Linked DNA regions of Homo sapiens: region 2 is linked to region 1. Evidence: read pairs that join two places in POLR2A ChIA-PET (ENCODE). Cell type or tissue: HepG2. All regions are shown on one strand. Links, peaks and the distances in the headings refer to the core of each region. The heading gives the core; the rest is flanking DNA.

Region 1 (2,905 bases), core at 276-2,775:
CCGGATCAGTGAGGACAAAGTGAGCCAGGCAGGCCTGGTGGGCACAGGTGGTGGCTGCGTTTGGCCAGAGGTGGAAGCGTGACTCTGGGCAGGTGGAGGGGGAAGGAAGGTCCCCCATCTGCGGTGGTCTGTGGTTGATGGAGATCTCTGACCTCTCCAGGCCCTGCGAGTCTGTCCGGAGTGACCTCGTTTTGTCAGTGAGAGCCAGGGGGCTGCCTCCAGCACAGGGGGCCAGGACCTGGGGCGAGGACCCACTACACCAGACAGGGCCTGTACCTGCAGCCAAGAGGGGCTGAGACCCACCCAGTGTGTTCTGCGTGTGCACCCGCGGGCAGGGCTGGGCCTGGGAGGGTCTCGGCAGTGGTGAGAGCACAGCCCCTGCCTGGGCTCAGCCTCAGCCTCAGCTGCTTTCTCTCTCTCTCTCTCTCTTTCTTCCTTTTTCTTTCTCTCTCCCTCTTTCTCTCTTTCTGTTTCTTTTTTTATTTTTCTTTCTTTCTCTGCCTCTTTCTTCCTTTTTTTCTCTCTTTCTCTCTTCCTTTTTTCTCTTTCTCTCTCCCTTTCCCTCCCTCCCTTTCTTCCTTCCTTTCTTGCTTTCTTTTTTTTTTTTTTTTTGATGGAGTCTTGCTCTGTAGCCCAGGCTGGAGTGCAGTGGCGCGATCTCGGCTCACTGCAAGCTCTGCCTCCCGGGTTCATGCCATTCTCCTGCCTCAGCCTCCCGAGTAGCTGGGACTACAGGCGCCTGCCACCACGCCCGGCTAATTTTTTTTTGTATTTTTAGTAGAGATGGGGTTTCATAATGGTCTCGATCTCCTGACCTCGTGATCCGCCCACCTCGGCCTCCCAAAGTGCTGGGATTACAGGCATGAGCCACCGCACCCGGCCTTCTTTCTTTCCTTCTTTCTCTCTCTCTTTCTTTCCTTTCTTCCTTTTTTCCTTTCCTTTCCTTTCTTTTCTCTTCTTTCTTTCCTTCTTTCTGTCTTTTTTATTTTTTATTTTTATTTATTTATCTTTTTGAGACGGAGTCTCGCTCTGTCTCCCAGGCTGGCGTGCAGTGGCGCGATCTCCGCTCACTGCAAGCTCCGCTTCCCGGGTTCCAGCAATCCTCCTGCCTCAGCCTCCCGGGTAGCTGGGATTACAGGCGCCCATCACCATGCCCAGCCAATTTTTTGTATTTTTAGTAGAGACGGGGTTTCACCATGTTAGCCAGGATGGTCTCGATCTTCCGACCTTGTGATCCGCCTGCCTTGGGCTTCCAAAGTGCTGGGATTACAAGTGTGAGCCACTGCACCTGGCCTTCTTTCTCTCTTTCTTTGTCTCACTCTTTCTTTCTGCCTCTCTCTCTCTCCTTCTTTCTGTTTTTAGAGACAGGGTCTTGCTCTGTCACCCAGGCTGGAGTGCAGTGGCACAATCTCAGCTCCCTGCAGCCTCAACCTCCTGGGCTCAAGCAATCCTCCTGCCTCAGCCTCCCGAGTAGCTGGGACCACAGGTGCATGCTACCATGCCCAGCTGAATTTTTTACCTTTTTTGAGACAAAGTCTTGCTCTGTCACCCAGGTTGGAGTGCAGTGGTGCGATCTCAGCTCATGGTAACCTCCGCCTCCCAGGTTCAAGCAATTCTCCTGCCTCAGCCTCCCAAGTAGCTGGGATTACAGGTGTGTGCCACTACACCTCACTAATTTTTGTATTTTCAGTAGAGACAGGGTTTCACCATGTTGGTCAGGCTGGTCTCGAACTCCTGACCTCAGGTGATCTGCCTGCTTCGGCCTCCCAAAGTGCTGGGATTATAGGCCGTGAGCCACTGTGCCTGGCCACGCCCAGCCAATTTTTTTACTTTTTATAGAAATGGGGTCTTGTTATGCTGCCCAAGCTGGTCTCAAACTCCTGGGCCCAGCGATCCTTTCACCTCCTTATGGTGCCCGGTCTCCCAAAGTGCTGGGATGACAGGCATGAGCCACCCACCACATCTGGCCCATGTCAGCTTCCTAAGCCTCAGCTTCCTTGTCTGTGAAGTGGGGCAGTAATGGGGCCTGTGGCGGTGAAGTTCAGAGGAGGGGATGTAAACGGGGCGTTCTCTCAGGTGAAAGGCATTCAACCCAGCCTTTTGTCAGAAGACCTGGGTCTTAGCCGTGTTCCACCATCTTGGAGCTGATGAGGCAGGTTGAATCTGTCATTCTGCGCATCCTGTCGTATATGCTGCTGAGTGTTTTGTGTAGACAGTCCTGAGTGGCTGAGGTTGGGCAGATGTAGCCAGACTATGGACAGAGGCTTCCTGTGAGTCCGAAGAAGTGCCCAGCCCTGCGTTGGCCTGTCCTGGTCGGGCGTGCGGGGCGTGGAGTCTGCAGGCGTCTGTCATCTGGGCCTGGCTCCCCTCCCCTCTGTGGGCGCCACGCCTCCCGCCCTCCATGCTGACCTGAACCTCACAGTCCGGTTCCCTGGGTGGTGGACGAGTCCTTGGGTGTCTCCCACCCGCTTGGTGGCAGCCCTGCTTGCCCCTGCGGGGACCTCCCAGCACTGCACCCTCTTGGCTCCGCAGGCTTCCCTGTCCTGGGGCCGGGAGAGGTCTCTGCAGGCTGGGGAGGGGTTTCTGGAAACATTCTCAGGTGAGCTTTCCCGTGCAAGTCCCAACCTGCGCTTGTCTTGGCTCGGGAGGCCCGGAGCGGCGGGAGGAGGAAGGAAGTGGCATTTCTAGGAGCTGATGGTGTTTTCCAGGTGGGCCTGGTCGTGGCTTTTTCACCCTCGGTGTACCGTGTTGGTCGGTGGGCCCTCGTAGTGGGAGCTGGACCTGTCTCTGCAGGTATTGGAGCAGATTCACAGTGCGGAACGATGGGCTGAGTTACTCACGTTCAACCCCGCGTGTGTGATTTCAGGGGCTGAGCTTGGCGCGCCATCTCCTTGCCTTTTGAAGG
Region 2 (2,905 bases), core at 213-2,712, 120 kb before region 1:
TCCACAAAAAACCTATTAGAACAGATAAACAAATTCAGTAAAGTTGCAGGATACAAAATCACCAAAAAAGCCCCAGTAGCATTTCTACATGCCAACAGTTAACAAATCTGAAAAAGAAATCAAGAAAGTAATTCCATTTACAATAGCTACAAACAAAATAAGATACCTAGGAATTAACTTAACCAAAGAAGTGAAAGATCTCTACAATGAAAACTATAAGGCCAGGCGCAGTGGCTCACACCTGTAATCCCAGCACTTTGGGAGGCTGAGGCAGTCGGATCACGAAGTCAGGAGATTGAGACCATCCTGGCTAACATGGTGAAACTGTCTCTACTAAAAACACAAAAAATTAGCCAGGTGCGGTGGCAGGCACCTGTAGTCCCAGCTACTCGGGAGGCTGAGGAAGGAGAATGGCGTGAACCTGGGAGGCGGAGCTTGCAGTAAGCAGAGATCGCACCACTGCACTCCACCCTGGATGACAGAGCGAGACTGTCTCAAAAAAAAGAAAGAAAACTATAAACCACTGACATGAGAAAACTGAAGAGGACACACACAAAAAATGGTAACATACTCCATGGACTGGAAGAATCAATATTGTCCATACTACCCAAAATGTCCATACTACCCAAAGCAATTTACAGACTCAACGCAATCCCTATCAAAATACCAATGACATTCTTCACAGAAATAGAAAAAATAATCCTAAATTTATATGGAACCTCGAAAGACGTTGAATAGCCAAAGCCATCCTGAGCAAAAAACAAAACAAGACAAAAACAAACAAAAAACTGGAGGGATCACATTACCTGACTTCAATTTATACTACAGAGCTACAGCGACCAGAACAGCTTGGCACTGGCATAAAAACAGACACACAGACCAATGGAACAGAATAGAGAAGCCAGAAATTAAATCCATACATTTACAGTGAACTTATTTTGACAAAGGTGCCAAGGACATATCTTGGGGAGAGGACAGTTTCTTCAATAAATGGTGCTGGGAAAACTGGAACTCCATATGCAGAAAAATGAAACTGGACCCCTATCTCTCACCATGTACAAAAATCAAATCAAAATAGATTAAAGACCTCAATCTAAGACCTCAAACTATGAAACCACTAAAAGAAAACATTGGGGAAACTCTCTGGGACATGGCCTGGGCAAATGGGATCACATCAAGTTAAAAAGCTTCTGCACAGCAAATAAAACAATCAATAGTGAGGAGACAACCCACAGGATGGGAGCAAACAGCTGCACAAATACCCATCTGACAAGGGACTGACAACCAGAATCCATAAGGAGCTCAAACTCAATAGAAAAAAATCTAATAACGCGATTTAAAAATGGACAGATCTGAATAGACATTTCTCAAAAGAAGGCATACAAATGGCAAACAGGTACTTGGCAGGAACGTGACAAACACTCATCTCTGAAAAGCTGTCCATGCATCCCCAGTCTCTCCTGTAACATCTGTTGCTCCCGGAAGGTCTCTCTTGACAAGAACAGGCCTGGTGGCCTCACCAGCAGCACACATCGAGCAGGAAAACTGCAGCAAAGCTGAGCAGCTGCCGACTGCAGGCCTGGCGACAACCAGGGCACCCCTGCAGGGCGAAGTCCATGAGTCACCCACCTGAGGGCGGCACAGGGCAGTTTGTTCAAGGCCTGCTTCACAACTGCACGGCCATACGTCCGTCCTGCCTGCCTCGCCGGGGTTCTGGGTGTGGTCAGTGTCCTGGGCTCGGAGCTGCAGTCATGTGAGCGTGGGGAGATGCATTAGCCCCTGCCGCACTGGGACACCCCCTTTCCACAACTTCAGACACCATCCCGGGGCCTAAGGCTCCAGGGCGGCTAGACCGCCTGTGTCCTGACCTTGCTCTGAGGCTCACCTGGCTGTGCTACCTGAGTGAGCTCTGAGGCCTCTGAGCCTTGTAAGGAGGAGATGAAGTTATTTCCAGGCCCTTCCAGTGAAGTTCAGTGATTTAAGCCGAGTCTAGCAGGCTGCTGGAAGGTTTCCTACGAGTCAGAAGGCAGTCAGGACCTTCTGTGCAGAGAGGATGGGGTCCCAGGGCACCAGTCCCTGGGTTGTTGAGGGGGTGGAGGTGTCTGCAAGGAGCCCACATGGAGCTCCAGGACGGGGTCGCAGGGCTGATCAGAGTAAAAGGGGCAGCACCGTGACTCCACACGAAACTCACGTGAAGGGCCGTGCAGGGTCTCTAATAGGACGCAAACCCCATTGGGAAGAAACGGGCCATGCTGGAAGAATTGTCTTGGGCCACACATAAAATAACACTAACACTAATGATAGCTGACGAGCTAAAAGAAAAAAAAAAATCACAAAAACAATCTCGTAACATTTTAAGAAAGTTTATGAATTGGTGTTGGGCAGCATTCAAAGCCGTCCCGGGCTGCATGTGGCCCACGGGCCGCAGGTTGGACAAGCTTGCTTTAGATCAACAATGTGATGTCAGCTTTCTAACAGACAGCTATTGATACAGAGTAGGCTGCTTATACATAGCTACCAATACAGTTATAGCATTTATAGGCAGCTGTCGACACATAGTTATGGTATTTTTAGAGTTACGGTATAGTTATACTGAGTTACACCGTTTACAGCTAGCAATAGAGTTCCAGTATTTACAGAGCGTGCTCCACAGAGTTCCAGTATTTACAGACAGCTATCGATACAGTGATGGTATTTTTAGACAGTGACGGTATTTTTAGACAGTGATGGTTATTTTTAGACAGTGACAGTAGGCTTACACCGACAGCTATCAGCTATGGAGCTTCAGTATTCACACAGAGCTCTCCATACAGAGTCATCACACTGTTTTGAGGAGTAAGACTTGGCCCATGACACAGACTCCACTTTCCTTGTGGGCCATGCTCTGCCTCAGGCTTAAGGAAGG

The links. Peaks named below come from ENCODE experiments on the same cell type or tissue, not always from the same donor. Only the 100,000 strongest peaks of a DNase experiment are listed, where the experiment ranks them.
Region 2: POLR2A ChIA-PET joins it to region 1 with 11 read pairs; 6 of 35 experiments call an interaction of 5 or more read pairs at or near these places.

Annotation. Positions count from the first base shown.
Region 1 is chr7:613,533-616,437 of GRCh38, reverse strand. All of the region lies in intron 4 of PRKAR1B (protein kinase cAMP-dependent type I regulatory subunit beta), which reads left to right. LOC105375119 (a long non-coding RNA gene) reads left to right here and starts at 1,864. Exons shown (of 2, transcript XR_007060176.1): 1 at 1,864-2,599; 2 at 2,867-2,905. RefSeq lists enhancers at 1,992-2,492, 2,493-2,905. In HepG2, for the core only: no CTCF peak of the experiment used is centred there; no DNase peak of the experiment used is centred there.
Region 2 is chr7:731,108-734,012 of GRCh38, reverse strand. All of the region lies in intron 2 of DNAAF5 (dynein axonemal assembly factor 5), which reads right to left. Among named protein-coding and RNA genes, the nearest start is that of PRKAR1B, 5.3 kb to the right of the region's middle. RefSeq lists an enhancer at 2,648-2,905. In HepG2, for the core only: a CTCF peak has its summit at 1,625 (motif pointing right); a DNase peak (open chromatin) is centred at 1,632.